Regions from separate parts of the Mus musculus genome. Here region 2 is linked to region 1. Evidence: chromatin loops called from intact Hi-C (ENCODE). Cell type or tissue: left cerebral cortex. All regions are shown on one strand. Links, peaks and the distances in the headings refer to the core of each region. The heading gives the core; the rest is flanking DNA.

The links. Hi-C counts contacts between places; a loop is a spot of excess contacts. Peaks named below come from ENCODE experiments on the same cell type or tissue, not always from the same donor. Only the 100,000 strongest peaks of a DNase experiment are listed, where the experiment ranks them.
Region 2: a loop joins it to region 1, with 5 times the contacts of the local background. A loop is called at or near these places in 5 of 42 quality-filtered maps.

What each region holds. Positions count from the first base shown.
Region 1 is chr1:138,144,018-138,154,764 of GRCm38, reverse strand. All of the region lies in intron 1 of Ptprc (protein tyrosine phosphatase, receptor type, C), which reads left to right. Among named protein-coding and RNA genes, the nearest start is that of Ptprc, 26 kb to the left of the region's middle. In left cerebral cortex, for the core only: no CTCF peak of the experiment used is centred there; a DNase peak (open chromatin) is centred at 5,722; H3K27ac peaks cover 895 bases.
Region 2 is chr1:138,251,290-138,262,036 of GRCm38, reverse strand. No RefSeq gene overlaps it. Among named protein-coding and RNA genes, the nearest start is that of Atp6v1g3, 17 kb to the left of the region's middle. In left cerebral cortex, for the core only: no CTCF peak of the experiment used is centred there; a DNase peak (open chromatin) is centred at 5,420.

The DNA.
Region 1 (10,747 bases), core at 3,401-8,400:
TATTTCAATAGGGAACTGCTAAAATGAAGGTTTCCCTCTTGATTTTGAAGACTGCATCTTAAACCCTTGTTCTAGGCCAACCACTCCCACTGTACAGCTGGCATCGCTGGGCAACTTGAACATTGTGCACACTTGTGGCAGACAGCTTGAGTGAGCCTGGCCTCTGACCACAGCAAGAACTGTTTGCCAAGGGGTGTGTGTGTGTGTGTGTGTGTGTGTGTGTGTGAGAGAGAGAGAGAGAGAGAGAGAGAGAGAGAGAGAGAGAGAGAGAGAGAGAACACCTGTGTCCTACTTCCTGCTTCTCTGCACTTGGGAAGTGTGACAGACTCCTGTGCCCAGGATCACCTTACCCATGAATGAAGACACTCTGGCAATACAATGGCTCTGCAGGCAAGACTGAACTTAGCCTACTTCCTTTGTGTAATTCTGCAGTACCTGGGCCTGAGCCCTGCTGAGTACACCTGCTCCCTTCTGTACCCAGTTGAATTCCTGTTCCTTTCAGGCTATTAGCAAAGCCAAAGCAAGCTGCTAGTGGTTACAATTAGAATAATAATGGTCTTTAACTTTTTTTTCTATTTTTTTAAAATGTATAGCTGTCAGGAGCACCTTGGCTATGAGATTCCATTATCTAATTAAGTAAGCTTTAAAGTGACTGAAATATAAAAGGGCACAGATGGGTTTGCTGAAATAGACTCAGTCAGTCCTCAGTCTGAGCAATTCGAGGTACCAGCAAGTCTCTGGGATAAGTTGAAGGAGTCAGTGAAGTGAGCAGCTTGGTCTAATGAACATGGTCTGAGTAGGAGTGCCAGAGTCATTCTGCTGTTCTCAACCCAGGCCTAGTGTGGCCACCATAGTATCTAATTTTGTTATGCAGAGTAGTTTATGACCATTGAGACTTCAATAGCCAGACATCTTGAATCAGAGATCAGCTCAGTCTCTTCATTTCTTTGGGGAAGTTAGTTAAATGCTTTGTGCCCATTTCACTAGCTGTAAATGATAAAAATTTGACTGTCCCTTCTCAAGTACTAAGGGGTAAAGTGAATGCCCATAAAACTACGAAATGGATTTTACAAATTATTATAACTGCTATTATATTTTTAGAATTATTCCTTTAAGCATTACCTGGCCAGTAATGGAGCTCACATGATAGAAAATTTAGGACATTTGAGAAAACAAGAAAAAAAATTTTTTTTCTATTTTATTTTGTGTCATCTAAGGAAAAGTTTGTGTAACAGTAAGAATACATGGGGGCAACCAAAAAGTAAAATAAGATTCCGTAAAAGATTTTCTGCTAGAGATTTTTATGTATTTCTATGAAAGTAAAGGCAAACATACATGCATCCTTGTGGGTCAAGGAGGGAAGCGTGGTCTTTTATTTATGTCTGTGGGCAGCTGTGAGAAATAAGGAACAGACAATCTTCCCATATTTAAAAGGAACTGTACGGAGATGAGAAACATTTGTCTGAAATACAGGCTTGAAATGAACTCTGCCAAAATCGTGAAGTGTGTTTACAGCAATAACATTTTTTTTTAACTAGGAAGACTAAGTGTAAGATGCTGTGCTGTGGGTGAGAAAGATTAAGTCTCTACCTGCCCTGTATAGAACAAGTCTGTGCATCTCCATAAGGTTGCAACCATGTCCAGAGGGAAAAGGCAGATACTGCTATTTATGTCTCAGTAGAAAACAGAACTGCTTTGGCCCCTTTTGTGAAATATCATTTTTAATAGTAGTTAAGAAGTGGACATGCAAGAAACCATCACATGACTTGACACAGTCAGTCTTTTACAATGGTGGCCTGAGCATGTGTTCTGAGAGTCCAGGAGTTTCTCAGCCACATGTGCTCTCGTCTTCTCTTAGACATCTCCTTCAGCCTGGCCTATAGAAGCTCTCTAGTGGCTACTTTAGAAGATAGCAAAGTCTCTTCCTGGTTACTTTCAGCTCTGAGTGTTAGCTTGAGAATCAATACTCCACTCTTCCTCTGCTCTGACCTTGGAACTCCTCATAGACTTTAGCACGTTATGGAATGGTTCTTTTAGTTTTGTGCAATGCATATCAGTGATGAAAAGAGACCATGGTATCATTGCTCTATGAAGAATGATTTAGGCCTCTCATTTGCAAAATATATTTTGGATCGGAAGAGGTTGGAGACAGTACAAAGGAGATTTTTTTTCTAGACAAGTATGTTGTGTTATTCGTTATAATTTCAATGAATACTGTTTGACTGTGGGTACTCTGAGGGCTAGGTATGTAGGATGTGATGGGTTGAGCAGTAGGGGTGGCAGCACCCCAAATGCAGCTGCTTTCCATGGAGACTGCAGCACCCTTAAGTCAGACCCCACCTGCAGGTAAACTGTAATTATAAGCCTGATCCCTCCAGGCAATGCTGTATCTCCCAGAACAAATGAATCATCTACCCATTGAATGAAACCGCTTTCCCTGGTTCATCACTTTCTGATTGGTAAACACAATAAATCTTCAAGGGTGAACAGGGCATAGCAATAAATACAACAGCACAGAAGGGTATGTATGTTTGGCAGTGTGAGGTAAATAAGTTCCGATTGACATTTATTGAGGAAACTGTGAGAAGGCACAGGCAGAGGATCATACAGAGGATCATGCATTTGAGGCCAGTCTGGGCTAGTATAATGATATCTTGTCCTTAAGGTAACATAAAATTATAACAAAAGGTAATACACAAGAAATAAGTTACTATTCAATCTGCTCAAAACTTCACATTTAAAAAGACAGGGACTCTGTCTACACAGACTTGAATAGTAAAAGTAAAACACATGTATGTGAGAAGTGTGTGGGAGAGAGAAATATGTATGTAAAATTGTGTGTGCATGCACATCTGCTATATTCATGTAGGAAATAGAGAGTAGGAACAAGGGAGAGGAACTTTTGATGACCATAATAGCCTCGAACAGATTGCTTACTCCTGATAGATCTTTACTGAGCTAAAATATTTTTTAACAGATTATTTGTAAAAGTGGTCTATTTTATGAGGAAGCTAAAGTAACATCATTTGGTCATCTTATGTTGGTGCCATAGTGAATGTAAAGCAATAAGAATTTGTGTTACTTTATTAACTCAGGCGAGGCTGTGGTGTAGGGGCAATGTTTTAGTGTGCAGAGGAAAAAATATGAGAAGATGCTCAACTGGTTTGATTCCTTAACAGTAAGACCAGGTACAGACCACAAGGCATATAGCATCCCACGAGCAATGGGATCTTGAGGTAATGGACTTTCTATATACTTCCACCATGAATATGGTTTTAAAAATGCTAGGTTCATTTGAATCTGCCATTTGTTAAATAACTGTATTTCAAAACATTACAAGACCTCTTAGTAAAGTTCTATAGATTACTGTATCAGTTATCTTTCTATCCAGATGTCATACAAAGTAAAATACAAACGGAGTGATAGAACCTGAGTGCTAGACTGGGCATAAGCCCAGTGTTGCCATAAGCCATCCAAGCATCAGACACCAGAGTTCCAGACTGGACTAGAACAATGCCATAAGCCATCTAAGTATCAGCACCTCTCTTTCACTATATTCTATGTGTTCTTCCCTTCTCGCCTTCTATCAAACACCTGAACCTTTCATCAACCTTCTAGAAAAAGAGAGAAAGGCTAAAACAGCAACAAGTTTTACCTAGTAAGGCTTTATCCTTTTATTTAGAGATGCAAGTCTTCTCCAGAGGTTTATTGGGCTAGAAATGGATTCAGAGACAAATCACTGCTAGAAATAGTGGAAGAGGTATTGAGAAATAAACTATATTCATTTTAAAGATTCAATTTTAGAGTTAAAAATTGAAGAGCTAGGTTCTGAATAGGTTCGAAGTGTCTGCATATTGCCAAAGCCACATGTGATGACATCTCTTAAGGTTACTTTAAACACCGAGTTTCCTAATGTACAATGACAAAGGAAAATAGAATGGTGTTGTCTTAAATGGGAGTCATTAATGACAGAGGAATGCCAACTCTTGGCCACATGAGCTTTACAATCCAGTGTTTTTGTCTTAGCTGTATTGCTGATGGCCTTGTGAAGGAGTGCCCATTCGTTTTTCTGATCCTTAGCTATGCTACGGGTTGGTAGCTACCGAAAATTAAAGTCAGATCCAGCAAGACCACAGAAAAGAAAAATCTGGTCTCCATCTTGAAAATATATCTCTTCACTTCGTAGGAACAAGACCTGTGCACATATATACAAGCCACAATGTACAGCACACCATTCGATGTACAACAATATTTGTAATAACTACAATATCCAGAGGAGTGATACAACTTAACTCTTACGACTTTCAAAGATTATTATGTTGCAGGCATTCTAGACATTGACCAGTATGAGAAAATATAAAAATAAAATTGATGTTAGAGAAGTGAAGCCATTGGGCCTACATCTGTATGCAGCATAAGGGAAGGGGTGATTAAACACCACACAAGAATTATCATGTTGCTGATACTTCATGCAGAAGTACAAATTAAAATGAATTGTTCTAAGAGCAGATCACTGAGTGTTAAGCTGGTCAGGGATGAATATAGAAAGAAACATTAAGCAAAAACAGGCTGATATCATATATAAGTATATGGACAAAGTACCATAGTGGCTGAAGTTGTTGACATGTAGGTGGGCTTTGAAGACTGTGTAGAAGTTGGCTTCATTCAGAGAGAAAGAGTCTAGGATACAGAAAAAAAATACTTAAACGTTAGAAGAGTGGACTTTTCTGTATACACAGTAACATGTTGTGATTCATATGCAGTTAGACAGAGACAGTAAGATGGGTCTGAGTGTTTCACAAAGGCCACTCGCTACACTTGAAGGCAATGAGAAATGAATATCATCAAATGGTTTGGGAGAAAAACATATGATCAAGATGAAGGTGAGGATGAATAATAAGGAATTAGAAAGGCCCATACATACCAGGAGAGGGTGTAGAGGATGTGGGAGAAAGAGGAGTATAAGAGGAAGAGGAAGAGGAAGAGGAGGAGGAGGAGGAGGAGCAGTTTTCAGAAAATTCAAATACTTTTCAGGTTAGAAGACAAGAGGGAATGGCTGAGAATGGAACTGGAGGGGCAGAGAAACCAATGTATGGAAGACTCTGTGAACACTCTAAGAACAGAGAGGCCATAGGTAGCTCAGAATTCCAAATTATGTAGGACTATAGCTGTTGTTGCTTTGCTTCTATAAGAAGTAAGAATTTCCAAAGGGAAATGAAGAGCACAGAGAGGAAACCAGTCAACTCTGCATGAAGAACAGCAGTAGAATCATAGTGGGCTGTGGCAGAGCTCACTAGGGGCTGGGTTTGCAAGTACCGTAGCTGAAGGCCACGATCCACAATAGGATCCATTTTCTAATTCCACCTAAAAACATCAGCCTCAGAAGAACAAGGATAAGACAAGAAGTGGAGAGGAAAAGGAAGCCCTTTGGGTAAAGTGGTTTCATCATTTATGAAACTATTTATGAAAATAACCCCCAAAGGTAAATTTTTACATGTTTAATAGCTTCTAAAAATGAATTAGGCAGCTTGATGAGTTGCAGATCCAGCCGTGTGGCAGAGCACACTTTATGAGAACGGAAGGCAGAGAGCATAAAAGAAGGCACTGGGTGTCGGTGGGTGGGTGTGAGCCTGGAAGAGGCTGGCAGACAACCAGAGCCAAGCACATGGCCAGGGACAGAGAAGAATCTTCAGCCTCAGCTCTAAGAATTCGTCACTGCCAAACTCTCACATCTACCACAGTTTGAACCTTGATAATGAGCTTATTCAGTTTTGTGGTTACTATGCAACCATTTGCATATTTCTTTGTAACATCTGCCTAGTGTGCCAGTTTGAGATGCTATTTCAGCCATGGTATTTGAAGCAGAACCCATTTCTGGTCCAGGATTTTTTTCTCCACAGAGCAAATGATCAGCATATCTCTTAAGTATGTGTGCAGAGAGACACAACAAAGAGAGCTATAAAAGTCAGGGTTTGTTTTAAGTGAAACCTAGAGACATCGTTGTCATTGAGTCTTAAAGACTACTAAATGATTATACATGATTATACTTCCGTTCTCCTCAGTCCTTATGCTCAGCATCTCGAGAATCTTATTTGTATAAATACTGCATTTTAATTATCTATGTACATGGACTTTCTTCTACACTTTAGTGAAAGGATACTAACCATCCTCCATTAGATGACCCTGAATCCAGGCACATAATGACAGTACCAAGTAGACTGAGTGGGTTTTAAAACAAAACAAATGGCTCATGAAATTGGGAGGGAGTAGTGGAGAGACATCAAAAGCAAAGGAGCAAACAATTAGCTTGCATGTATGAAATTCTAAATAACAAAAATAACTGATATGATTTTGTTTTTCTCCTGTAAGAGTTTTGATTTAGAGCTTTCAAAATATTTTCTCCATGTTAAAATAACATAGGTTTTCCACTTTGAGTTAGCACTTAAGATTTATTTATCTCAGGAACTTTTCTAGAAATGTAGACATGTGTAAGGTGGTTCTGCAGAGAGAGTAACCCTGGCATAGCTCAGAGAGGGTATGCAGTGGGCATGTTCTAAAATGTCAAGTAAAATGTTCCTGTTGATGTTCTCAGGTTTTCTTTTTTAAAGAATCAACACTGTCAGCATAGATCTCTGTGAAGGAATATTTATAATCACTGAGCAGCAGCTTATGGTTTAGTAGGTATAAAAACACAGTTTCCTAAATATAGACCTGCTTAGCTCCTGACTGACGGCTTAGTAATTAAACAGCAATCACTGAAATATGTGAGACAGGAATGTAAAAAACTGTGAACACCCATGGGTCTTAAAACAAAGCAAACTGGAGCAGAGACTGAAAAACACACATTAGAGTATTAGTTGAGATATAATATGTTATATATATTAAAATCTGATTTGGGGAGAGTTAATTATAATGGAGATGAAAATAGAAAATAGGTCTTTGTCTACTCTTTCTTTCTTTCTTTCTTTCTTTCTTTCTTTCTTTCTTTCTTTCTTTCTTTCTTCCTCTTGTTCATTAATTCTTTCTTTCTCTCATTCTTTCTTTCCTTCTTTTTTTTCAACATATATAAGTAATTCTGGGTTCTTTTCATTTTTTCTTGCAGTTTTGGTACACAGTTAACCAGGGAAAATTGGAATTAGAGAAGGTGAAATATCCCAAGTGGAACTGCTTGTCCCATTTTTTACTTATTACAGTTTTCTTTGTGCATTATAGCATCAACTCTAATATTTATGTACTTATCTATATTCAACATGTAGATTTTATATAATATATTCCAATTAGAGAGTCCCCTCCCCCAATGCCTCCCAGATCCTCTCCACTTCTCCACCTCCTAAGTCCACATCCTTTCTTTCATTCTCTTATCAGGATACAAATAGTCATTAAAAAAACAAACTCACAACAACAACAACAACAAACAATAAGAAACAAAACACATTAGGACTTTCTAACTAGTATCTTTGAGCTCTTTCTTGTGCTTCATAGAATCAGAAAAAATCTTTTGTTCATCTGGGCACAATGGCACATTCCTATAATGTTAGCAGCCATTATAAGGTTATCTGACAGGCAGAGGTGAGTGTATCTCACATGTAGACCAATGCCAGCTCTGTCTACACAGAGGGTCGCAGGTCAGCCAGGATTCTGGGTGTGAATCTATTAGCTTTTGTGCTAGTTTCCCTGTCTACATTCTGCTATGCCTGTTACTCACTTGCTTTGTAGCTCCTCCTAGCAGGACCCTGAAAGTACCGCCATGCACACAGCGATAGCATCTCACCTGGATCCTTTCTTTAACACATTAAATCCAGTGGGCTAAGCATAGGCATTTTCTTGACATCACCTCTCAAAAGGGTTTGACCTTACTGATAACCTCCTTTCTGAAGTCTGGGCTCTCCCAGCTCCCACCTGGAATTTTTGGTTTTTCCTACTGCTGGTCCTGGACTTCTGTTGGTATGTTTTCTATTCCAGAGACCCCATCCTACTCTTCCTCCCACAGTATCTAAAGGACATCACCCATGCCACTACTTAGTTTAATTGGTGATTTCTGTCTGTCTGTCTTCAGCTCTACTCTTTCTTCTATAGCAAAGACCTATTTTTATTTTTTCAGCAATATATTTAACACATCTGATACATGCCCTTGAGATACCATGAATTTAGCTTTATCAAAATTGTATGCAAACTTTGTGTTAATCTTCCTTGCTCACACATTCTGCCCACAGATTCTACCCACTTACTCCAATGGAAAGTCCTGGTCATGTTCCATACACCATTACATTATCCCTAAGGCTGTTTTAAGGTGTAAAGTGCTATTATTTTTTTCTTTGAACATGCCCATGTCTACTTTCATTGCTGCAACTCTGACTTGGCTACCTGCATTTTGACAGTCGTCTCTGGGGTTGCCATACTCCACAGCTTTCTTTTTCTTGCTAAGCAAACCTCCAGTTATGAAGGCTAACAACTTGTGTCTTTCTCTATTGTGAAATTCTTGATGGGGTCTTAGTATTTTCTTGAAACCCGACCTTAGGTTCTGATTAGACAGGATCAATTCTGATGAGTGTGTTATTTTTTTTTAGAGGTGCTATTGCTCAGACTAATGAGATACTAAAACATCTTGGGAAAACTGTTCCTTCATCTTGAAAACAGACAAATCCCCAGACTAGACAGATGGCCCTTCTCTGTGAATATTCTTTGAGAATGTGACAGTCATTTTAAGATCAAGTTAGTGGCTAGACCATTACCCTATAGATGTCAGAACAAACATAAAGATGGAATCTTAGGTTGAATGTTATGGGTTAGGATGAAATTAACCCAGATTTGTGAGATAATAAATTCCTTAGAGTTTAATCTATAAGTTCTTTTTATTTCACCTGCTAATTGTAGCAGAAACTTTTTCATAACACTAAACCATCTCATGACCTCTTGATCCACAGCCTCACATCTAACCTTATACTCCTGACTTCCCCTTTCCACAAACCCCAGATGTTCATCTACTTCCCGGCAGCCCACTGCTGCCAGGCAGACTTTTCAGCTGTGCCTGGAGGCCTTTTGTCACCAGAATTTCATTTTCTTTTCTAAAACCCGACAAAGCCTCTTTGGCCTCAAGCCACTTCCTCAGTTCAGGACCCAGCAGAGAGCCTCTATCCCATCTCCATAGTCAAGTAATCAGCATTGACTAGCCATAAAGAGGATGGCAGAGTTTCTAATACCACCAAAGATAAACTCAAAGTAGTGAATGGGGGATTTTATAAAGCAGTCTTGAGTGTGGAGGATAGAAGAGGCTGCATCATTGTGCTTTTGTCCAGAGATTTTCTCATTCCTTAATTGCTGGTATGTGACATGCTGTCTTCTGCAATCTCAGCCCCCACCATGTTTATGGTTAATATAATGATGGGCCATGGGTACAAGCATGACCTTAACGTTCTAGGGAAATTCCCAATTGCAAAGAAGTTAGTTCAAAGGGTGGAAAAGAAATTGTTGTTGAGATTTCTTCAAAGTGTTAACAAACACACATCAAAAAAAAACCAGAAAATGTCAACCTGTAATTTGGAAATAACGTTAGATTATAGAAACGCTCCAGAGGGTGTAGATTCCCCACACTCTGTCTGCTCAGTTTCTGCTGATAGCAATGTTTATCAAAATGCACATTTGTTAGAAATAACCATCAGTGGTACAACACTGCAAACTAACTTAGGGTTTCTGTTTGAATCCCATGCTTTTTTTTTTTTTTTTTAACTGAATGACCTTGCTTTCCATAACCTTGAACCTTTGAGTTCCTAGTAGATGTTTGGAATATTCTTGAATTTATGTTGGTATAGTAAACAAATAAAGCAGTAGTGTAGGTGATGCCCTTCAGATAGTGTGGGATTAGAGGACGTGGGTCCTAAGAATGTAAAACATACCAACATAAGTCCAAGTCTAACTTATGCCACTGGATGTTTAAGTTATTCCTTGAACATGGATGGTAATTGTAAATAAATTTCAGGATCACTTTGTTATCAACACTAATGTGCTTCTTAGGATTGCATAAGTTCATATTACTAACATATTGCTGTATGTTCACAACCACCCTGAAACTCGTACACACACACTTTCTGCTCTACTGCTCCACGAATACAGTGAGTGGTCCACACCCACACTATACAATGACTCTTGGTGTGTGTTTGCCTGAGCACAATGAATCATCCACCTCCCACACCAGGCAATGACAGTAGTTGAATGTGCATTACGGTGTGCACTCACGAGTATTAATGAGTACACAATTTTTTACAAAACAACTTTCCAGCAGATGTTTGTGACACCTTTCTGTAAGTGGTTGCATCCTGCTTTCGGTTTGTCTTCCTGGCCTTGACAATCACTGTCATCCTGGAGGGGCTGAGTGGTGGCTGGTTCTCTATGGAATCTATCTCTGATGGTCACCACATGATGGCAAGATAGGCTTTCTTCAGCTACCCAGTGCTCAGATATAAAGGAAAACATGCTGTTAGGATCTAGTCCAAGCAGTGTTAAGAGACAGTCTGGACTAAAGCTTAAGTGTCCCAGCTCACTGTAATCTAAACAGTCTATAGTCTCATAGAATATCTATTATAGAAACAGTAACCTGGAAAAAACAATAGACTGGGCAGGGGGGATAGGAGGAGGGCTAAACATTTGTAATTTAGTAATAGAACTTGCAGAGAGTGGCAAAATGTTATGGGAAAGGACAGCATATTCATGTGAGTTTAATACACTTACACTTCAGCAGATTACGCCCACA
Region 2 (10,747 bases), core at 2,386-7,385, 110 kb before region 1:
TGGGCATCTGTCATCATCTTCTTCCGGACACTTGCCATTCATTTTGGTGAAGAATACTCCAATAAACTTGTTATGGAATCTGAAAATGTAGTTTTTTTTTTTTCATGCTAACTGGGACCGAGACTTCTCTCTGCCTAAAGTACTGATATGGAATCCTACTGGCAGTCTCTTGAAGCACCATGTTCTCAGTTAGGGGTAACAATTGTTCCTGTGTGACTTAGAGCATCACAAGTTTGGGGAGGAATGGGTGTTTCCCAGTTTGTTTTGTAAAGAGAACTGAGACTGCTTTACACACCACTGGCCCATAACCACCCCTAACTTCCCTCACAAGAAACTTTTGAGGAGGAAGGCAGAGGGTGGTGTTCCTCTTTCCTTCCACACCCCCGAATATTATATTGTGAACCCCTTTATCTCATAAAGTAATCCTAAGCGCTCTACTATGTTCCTTTTATGGGTATGAGGGAGACAAAAAGAAGAACACCAAGTTTGTCTAGTCACAATGCTGGTCCTGGAGAACGCTTAGGAAACCTTGACAATAGAACACGGTGAACATTTGCCTGTTGCTATGTGCTTTATCTGTTTTCTGAATCCTCATCTCCTCTTAGCTGAAGCATCCATACCAAAGTTGTTGGAAGAGAACATGCCAGAAGACTGTTTAAAAATATTAGGGAGTTGGCTGAGGATGTAGAAAAGTTGAGAAAATGTTTGTTTATCATGCATGAAGTCTTGAGTTTGATCCTCATCACTGTTTAGAAATCTGGCATGGAAGCACCCATCTGCAAAAAAGAGGATGAGGCAGGAGGATCAGAAGTTGAAGGCCATCCTCCATCACAGAATCTGAGGCTACCATGAGTTACATGAGACCTGGAATTTCTACACAAAGAAAAAGTAATATCTCTATATCTCTTCTTTGCCTCTGTCCATCTGTCTGTCTGACAAAAAAGAGCAATATCTCTATATCTCTGCTTTGCCTTTGTCCATCTGTTTGTCTGACTCTGTCTCAGTTTTTCTCTCTAAGGAACTATTGTTTGGATGTTAATGGCTCCACAAAGGTCTATACATAAAAAGCTTAGTCCCTACCCTGTAGCATGATGGGGAGATGGTGAACTTTCAAGAGTGGGCCTATCTGGACAAAGGCCATCAGGGACATGCCTTGGAAGGGGTGCAAGGACTCTGGTGTTTCTCTCTCTCTACTCCCTGATTGTCTTGCTTGAGCTATCACACACTCTTCACCACGCTATGCTGCTTGAGCACAGGCTCAAAGGTAGCAGGACCATCATAGACCAAAATAATTCTTTTCTCTTCCTATGCTGTTATCATAATTATTTTACCACAATGATAAATAAAGGTTGACTAATAGACAGCATTAATAAAAAGACAGGACAAAAAGAAGCTTTCCCACCATGCAGATGGAAATGGGTCATAGTAGAAGAAGCAGAAGGAAACGTGTTCATGGTGGGAAGTGGGCGGATAATGCAGAGCTGGACCCATATTAATATAGGTGCCTCTTGCATCTTTCAAGGCAGAAACTTCTACTTTCTTGCAGAATTTGAGAATGCCATTGACCTATAGATGTGCTCTAATAATATTTGGTGCTTAACAGGTAGGAATATGACTTATATTATTATTATATTGGACAATATTAGTATTGAATAAAACTCTGCACTTTTAATTTTTTAACATGCATTCTGGGCAATGTTATTTAATTTTTCCATGATTCTTCCACTGAAACACAATAATATTGTAGGGATGAAATCTGACATATGAAAAGCCCCTAGAAAGTAAATATAGATATAGAAACGTTATAGATACGTTAGTTGCTATTTATCTATCCTATTTCCTATCTCTATCTATTTACCTGTCATCAACTGTTCAATTGATCCACATAGCTGATCATGGCCTGTGCAAGCTATAGCTCTTACAAACATATGTATATTACATAAACCAAAGCGTCAGAGAGAAGCACGGATTATCACAAATCATCTTCATAAAAGTTTTCTTTTTTCTCTTCTAACAAAAATACCTTGATGTTCTACAATAATAGGATTGACTCAATACAGAGTGAACTAGGGCTCTTCTAGTATTTTTAGCCAACTCTCGTGGCTACCAAATGCCTGTGAAGTAGATTGCTGATCATTTGGAATAACAGTAATTCAATTCTTTTCAAGTTAGCATCACACTCATTTACAACTCCGAGTTCATTTAAAACAACCTTCCTTTATAACACTTGTGACAGAAAGGACACAACTCAGGATCCAGTGGGTAGGCAGGCACCATCTAACAGGTAAATATCTCTTCTTTCCTGTAAATAAGAAGATACATGTATGTGAGCAGCATAATTATTCTGAAGCTTGTTTGTATGTTTTCCTTTATTAATTTACTCTTTATTAATTTAATCTTTCTTTAATTATCTTATAAGTGAACCTAAAGTCTATAACACATAGGTTCTCATAAAGACAGGAAATATGGAAAACCTGTCATGGAATTGATGACAATCGTTAGAAAGAGACAAGGGATTTAAAAATTGCACTTAGTGTGCTTATATTGCTGACATAAGGCATCAAGAATTTAATGTCAGCTGGAGTCACAGCACAGTGAGCAGCATGCTCGTCTAGAAAGCATGAGAACCTGAGTCAGGTCCCTGGGACCCACAAAAGCAGGACATTGCAGCCTCTGGCAAGCACACGCGCACAGAGGCAGTGGGGGGGTACATACATCACACATACACACATAGAAACATGTTTAAAAGAATTTTGTGTGTGATCCAAGAATGGAATGGTCTATAGAAATGAATACATTGATGGGGACACAAATAGAAGAGGCTCATGGGGATGTTTTTCTTAATGGGGCAACTGTCATTATTCCACTGCTTGCTAGAAAGGCTCCTAAGTACCGGCTTCACAATTGTAGGTGGGTGTGATGGATATGAAGATGACCACGGGATTAGAGAATTTGATAGTTTAAAACAGTGTAGTTTAGTGTGAAACTTTTAACCTGAAACAGAACCACATAGTTTTTTTAACCCAGAAGAGGGTTGAGTGACAGTTCACAAGAACTGTAAATAACAGATGAGTCAGAAGTGATGTGTGTCACATAAACACATTACCTCATGATAGCACTGGTAAATGTTTCCATGTGTGTCCACAGTTTGCTGTTTAGGTCTCAAAATCGATGCTTTAACCTGTGTATTGTATCATAAATTTATCTAGGGATCATAACTCTTTAAATAATGTTTTCCTACCTTCTTTGCCTGTATTATCCCGGGACTTGATAATGTCCTTGGCCTATACAAATAAATGCTTAATAATACTTGGTGCATGTGTGCATGAATAAACATAACACAGTTGGAATTTTCTATCTCCAGGGTCATTAATCAAATACTTCCTTCAAAACTAGCCCCGGCTTCTAAGACTGAATATAGGAGGAGGCAGCTGTGCAGAGCTATGGGTTTTAAGAATCATATTCTGTTTCTTGCTTAGAAAAGTTGCACAACGTTTGATGCTTTTCATTATAAAATGTGGAGTGTCTACATTATGGGGCGACTACAAGCTTCAAGCACACCCTTCATGATAGTCATAAATAATATAAAATACCTTGGTGTGACTCTAACTAAGCAAGTAAAAGATCTGTATAGCAAGAACTTCCAGTCTCTGAAAAAAGAAATTGAAGATCTCAGAAGATGGAAAGATCTCCCATGCTCATGGATTGGCAGGATTAATATAGGAAAAATGGCCATCTTACCAAAAGAAATTTACATATTCCATGCAATACCCATCAAAATTCCAGCTCAATTCCTCATAGAGTTAGAAAGAGCAATTCTCAAATTCATCAAGAATAACAAAAAATCTAGGATAGCAAAAGCTTTTCTCAACAACAAAAAACCTCTGGAAGAATTATCACCCCTGACCTCAAGCTATACCATACAGCAATAGTGATAAAAACTGCATGGTATTGGTACAGAAACAGGCAAGCAGGTCAATGGAAGACCCAGAAGTCAACCCACACACCTATGGTCACTTGATCTTTGACAAAGAAGCTAAAATCATTCAGTGGAAAAACAGACAGCATTTTCAACAAATGGTGCTGGTTCAACTGGTGGTTATCATGTAGAAGAATGCATATTGATCCATACCTATCTCGTTGCACAAAGCTCAAGTCCAAGTGGATCAAGGTCCTCCACATAAAACCAGATACACTGAATCTAATAGAAGAGAAAGTGGGGGAAAGCCTCGAATACTTGGGCCCAGGGGAAAAATTCCTGAACAGAATAGCAATGGCTTATGCTTTAAGAGCAACAATTGGCAAATGAGACCTCATAAAATTTAAAAGCTTTTGTAAAGCAAGGGACACTATCAATAGGCCAAAACAACAACCAACAGATGGGAAAAGATACTTACCATCCCTACATCAGATAGAGGGCTAATATCTAAAATATACAAAGAACTCAAGAAGGCAGACTCCAGAGAACCAAATAACCCTGCAACCCTATAAGAGGAACAAAGATATGAACTAACCAGTACCCCCAGAGCTGTGTTTATAGTTGCATATATAGCAGAGGATGGCCTAGTCAGCCATCAATGGGAGGAGAGGTCCTTGGTCTTGCAAAGATCACATGCTGCAGTACAGGGGAATGCAAGGGCCAGGAAGCAGCAGTGAGTGGGTTGGGGAGCAGGGCATGAGGAAGGGTATAGGGGGCTTTGGGGATAGCATTTGAAATGTAAAGGAAAAAATCTAAGAAAAAAAAAGGAAAATGTGGAGTACAGAGCTAAATAGAGAATTCTGAACTGAGGTATCTCAATTGGCTGAAAAACACTTAAAGAAATGTTCAACATCCTTAATCATCAGGGAAATGCAAATCAAAACGATCCTGAGACTACACCTCACACCAGTCAGCATGGCTAAAATAAAAAATGCAGGTGACAGCAGGTGTTGGCAAGGATGCAGAGAAAGAGGAACACTCCTCCATTGTTGGTGGGAATGCAAGCTGATAAAACCACTCTGGAAATCAGTCTGGCAGTTCCTCAGAAAATTGGACAGAGGACCTGAGGACCCAGCTATACCACTCCTGAGCATATAGGCAAAAGTGCTCCAACACATAACAAGGACACATGTTCCAATATGTTTGTAGCAGCCTTATTTATAATAGCCAGAAGCTGGAAACAAGCCAGTTGTCCTTCAACAGAAGAATGGATACAGAAAATGTGGTGCATTTACACAATGGAGTACTATGCAGCAATTAAAAATAATGACTTCGTGAAATTCGCAGGCAAATGAATGGAACTAGAAAATATCATCCTGAGTGAGGTAACCCAGGCACACACACACATACACAAAATCCACACATGGTATATAGTCACTCAAAGTGGATAATAACCCAAAAGCTCACAGTGCATATGATACAACCTACAGACCATATGGAGTGTAGAAGAAAGGAAGATGAGGGGGTGGATGATTCAATCCTGCATGGAGGGGGGAACAAGATGATTGTGGGAGATGGAAGGGGAGAGGGACAAGAGAGGGAGAAAGGAGGAGGAGGAAATAGGGTGGCAGTGTAAGAATCTGGAGGAGACATGAGAGAGGTACAGGGTCAGGAAATTGAATAAAATTAGGTTGCAGTGGGAATGAGGAACTGAGGATAGCCACTGAGGGGTCCAAGACACCAGAGAAACGTGAGGCTCATAGGACCCAATGAGATTGACTTTAGCTGTAATGCACGAATAAGGGGAAATAAAACCTGTGGAGACCACCTCCAGTGGATAGGCACAGCCCCTGGCAGAGGAATGGAGCCACCCACCCATCTCAAAGGTTTTTTTCTTTTCTTTTTACCCAGAAATGTTACTCTCCAAAGGAAAAACAGGGACAAAAAAAAAAAAAAAAGGAACAGAGACTGAAAGAAGGGCCAACTGGGGAACAGCAGCCCCACCTGGGGGATACATAATGTCTGCAGACACCAAGCCCACCACTGTTGCTGGGGTAAAGAGGCTCTTGAGGAGAGAAAGCAAGTGTGGCAGTTCCTAGGGAGGTTCGGCCAGCAACTGGCCAATGCAGAGGTGGATGCTTGGAGCCAATCATCAGACAGCTCAGGGAAACTGATGGGGGAGCTGGGGGAAGGACTGGGGGAGCAGAGGGGGATTGCAATCCCACTGGAAGAGTGACATAGGCTGGCCTGACCACCCAGTTCTCCCAGAGACTAGACCACCAACCAATGAGTGTACCTAAAGGGATCTTTAGCTCCAGATACATATGTCCAGAGGAAGGCCTTGCCAGACAGCAATGGGAGGGTAGGCCTTTGGTCCTGGTGAGGTTTGATGCCCCAGAGTAGGGGGATGCTGGAGCGGTGGGGCAGGAGAGGGGTGGGTGGGTGGGGGAGCACTTCCATACAGGCAAAAGGGAGGGGGGAGGGCAGATGTGCAATGTGTGTGTGTGTGTGTGGCAGAGTGGTAACTGGGAAGTGGAATATCATGGAATGGGGGAGGGGTAGGTGGAGGGGGTAACCAGGAAGTGGATTATCACTTGAGATGTAAATGAATGGAATGATTAATATTAATAAAAGAAAAAAATAACTCAGTGTAAGGAATTTTCAAAAACCCACTAAGCAAAATGGACTCTGGTGTAGGCACTAGTCTCATTCATTTAGCAAGTATTTATATGCTAGGAGTGAGCCCCAGACTCTACCACAGTTTTTCCTGGGAACCTGCCAGCCACTCCAGCCAGGGAAGCAGGCAGGTGATCTTCATTTTTCTCTCTCCTTCAATCCAATCCCCGGTCTTATCCCAGGCTCTGTAGCAGATCACTGGCTGGAGATGTTCATCCTTCTCTGCCTCAGATCCCAGGAGACTACAGAGATCTTGTGGGACACCCTGCTTTCCTCCCGTTTGTGGATTCCCTCGGTGTCCCGCCCCAAGTTTATCCTGTTCTTAAGTGTCAGCTCCCAAAAGCTAGAAACACGTTCTACCGAGACCCCTCAGTGGCCACGCTTGGCAGGATCACAGAAATATGCCCAATAGAAACCAAAGAGCAGGACACCGCCTCACCAAAGCAAGGCCAGATACCAGCACCTAGAATAACAATAACATCCGAAATCCAGATGCTTAGACAGCAATCTAAAAACACAGTCAATAACACCGAGGACAGCATGTCTCCACTAGAACTCAGCAACCTTACTGCTGCAGTCACTGGGAAATGTTACATAGCAGAAGCACAAGCCAATGACCTTAAAGTGGCCTTTATGAATATAAAAGATCTTTAAAGAGGGTATGAATGAATCCATTAATGAGAACACAAACAGTGGAATGAAATGAATAAAAGTTCAAAATATGAAAGTGGAAATAGAATCAACAAGGAAACCCAAATTGAGAGAAAGTTTGAAATGAAAAATTGAAGACCTTATGATTTTATGGCATTCCTATGTGCATGAATATTTGTACATGCGTGTTACTTTTTATGTGCATTTCTCATGCTTTTTCCTTTGGCTCTTCTGTTTTGTCCCATTCTGACTTGTTTATTTTTGCTTTATCTTATTTTATTTTTATTACTCCCTAGATGCCTGTTTGTTTTTCTCCTTCCTTCCTTCCTTCCTTCCTTCCTTCCTTTCTTTCTTTCTTTCTTTCTTTCTCTTTCTTTCTTTCTTTCTTTCTTTCTTTCTTTCTTTCTTTCTTTCTTTCTTTCTTTCCTCCCTCCCTCCCTCCCTCTTTTCTTTCTTTCTTTCTTTCTTTCTTCCTTCCTTTCTTTCTTTCTTTCTTTCTTTCTTTCTTTCTTTCTTTCTTTCTTTCTTTCCTCCCTCCCTCTTTTCTTTCTTTCTTTCTTTCTTTCTTTCTTTCTTTCTTTCTTTCTTCCTTCCTTCCTTCCTTCCTTCCTTCCTTCCTTTCCTTTCCTTCCTTCCTTCCTTCTTTCTTTCTTTCTTTCTTTCTTTCTTTCTTTCTTTCTTTCTTTCTTTCTTTCTTCACTCATTCACTTTACATCCCTATCACAGCATCCACTCTCCTCCCAGTACCCCCTCAAATGCCCTGCCACTCCTCCCTTTCACCCCTGGGTAACAAGCCACTTTGACACTTCAAGTCACTGCAGGACTAGACATGTTCTATTCCACTGAGGCCAGAAAAGGCAGTCCATTTAGGGGAACAGGATGCACAGGCAAGCAACAGAGTAAGATTAAGCCCACACTCCAGCTGATGTGAGATCTGCATGAAGATCAAGCTACACATCTGCTACATATATGCAAGATGCCTGGGTCTAGCCTTTGTATGCTTTTTGGCTGGTGATTCAGTTTCTAGGAGAGCACCCACGGGTCCAGATTAGTTGATTCTGTTGGTCTTCTTAAGTTCCTATCCACTCTGGGATCTTCAGTTCTTCTTCCCTCCAACTGTTTCACAAGACCTTCTGAGCTCCATCTAATGTTTGGCTCCATGTGCATGTTTGTCATTTAATAAGTAATAGATATGTTGTGGCTCCAGATGGGAGGGGAGGTTAGGAGGAACTAAGAGAAGTTTGGGGAGAGGAAGCAGTAATCAGAATATATTCCTGTTTTCAATAAAAGAAATGTAATAGTGAAAACAACCTAGATGTCCCTCAACTAAAGAATGAATAAAGAAAATGTGGTACATGTACAAGATGAAATATTACTCAGCTATTAAAAACAAGGATATCAAGAAATTTGCAGGCAAATGGATAGAACTAGAAAATATCATCCCAAATGAGGTAACCCAGACATAGAAAGATATGCGTGCTATGTACTGACTTATAGGTGGACATTAGCCATAAAGTACAGGATAACCATGTTACAATCCACAGATCCAAAGAGGCTAAGTAACAAAGGTTCCAGGGAAGATTCTTAAATTTTACTCAGAAGGGGAAGTAAAATGGATAGTGGAGGTGGATGGAGGAAGTGAAGAGAAGGAATGGGGTAGAGCAACTGGGGTAGGGATCAGGAATGGAGATAGTTGGGGTAGAGAGAACAGAAATTGGTGAGTGGAGGCATCTCTGGGACTAGCTGGAGACCTGGGATAGGGGAGGCTCCCAGGAATCTATGGGGGTGATCCTAGCTGAGACTCCTGACAGCAGAGGATATGGAACCTGAAGTGGCCACCTCTTGTAGTCAGGCCGTACTTCTAGTGGAGGAAGGGAGACAACAACCCACCCACAAAAACCTTTGATGCAAAATTTGTCCTATCTACAAGATGTGCCTACAAGATGGAGCAGTGTTTGAGAGACTGACCAACCAATGACTGGCCCAACTTGAGACCCATCCCATGGGAGAGAGTCAATCCCTGACACTAATGATAACCCTGCTATGCTTGAAAACAGGAACCTAGTATAACTGTCATCTGAGAGGCTTCATCCAGAGGCTGAGAGAAGCAGATGTAGAGATCCACAGCCAAACATTAGGCAGAGAGCAGAAAGTTTTGTGGATTCCGAGAGCCAGAGGGGTCAAGGACACTACAAGAAGTCCTACAGAATCAACTAACCTGAGCTCATGGGAGCTCACTGATACTGAACCACAAACACTCAAGCATGCTTGGGCTGAACCTAGGCCCCCGACATAAATGTAACAGATGTTCTGCTTGGTTTTCATGTGGGTCCCCTAACTATTGGATCAGGGGCTGTCTCTGACTCTGTTGTCAGGTTTTGGATTCCCCTACTGGACTGTCTTGTCTGGCCTCAGTGGGAGAGGATGCACTTAGTCCTACTGCAGCTTGATTTGGCAGGGCAGGTTGGCATCTGGGGCAGGGGACATACCCTTCTCTGAGGATAAAAGTAGGGGAACATGAGAGGAGGAGGTGTGCAAGGGTGGGGCTGGAAGGAACAGACGGAGGCTGCAGTCAGGATGTAGAATGAATATGTGTAAAACAGTGAAACTGGTGTGTTGGTTTGTGGGTGAGTGCACTGGATACCAGGTCTGAGAGTGTGAACTCCACATCTGAGACCCATATAATGGAAGGAGATCAAACTCTCACAGGATGTTATGGGACCTTCACATGTGTGCATGGCATGTGTACATACAACACACACACACACATACACGCACAAAAGTAAGTAAGTAAATAAATAAATAAAGTATAATGTTGAATATGTCATTAAAATTATTGCAGCATTCCAAATCTTTAGGCACAATGGCCTGCCTGTGATACCATGTCCCATTTTTTTAGGCCAGCTCTTTCCTGGGGCTCTGTTCCAGGCAAGTCAACATTGCAATGCAGATTACAGGGGATGCAGGTGACTGTTCAGCCATTGCCGCTGAAGGATCGGTGAGAATGTAGTATACCTCCTGACTGTAGACAGCGTCTACTCTCTTCCTGATGTTTCTGTCGTGGGTTGTGTACTGGCTGGTTTTATGTGTCAACTTGACACAGGCTGGGGTTATCACAGAGAAAGGAGCTTCAGTTGGGGAAGTGCCTCCATGAGATCCAGCTGTGGGGTATTTTCTCAATTAGTGATCAAGGGGTAAAGGCTCCTTGTGGGTGGGACCATCTCTGGGCTGACAGTCTTGGGTTCTATAAGAGAACAGGCTGAGCAAGCCAGGGATAGCAAGCCAGTAAAGAACATCCCTCCATGGCCTCTGAATCAGCTCCTGCTTCCTGACCTGCTTGAGTTCCAGTCCTGACTTCCTCAGTGATGAACAGCAGTGTGGAAGTGTAAGCTGAATAAACCCTTTCCTCCCCAACTTGCTTCTTGGTCATGATGCTTGTGCAGGAATAGAAACCCTGACTAAGAAATACTCAGAAAAAAAAATCAAGTAGCCATTTCCACA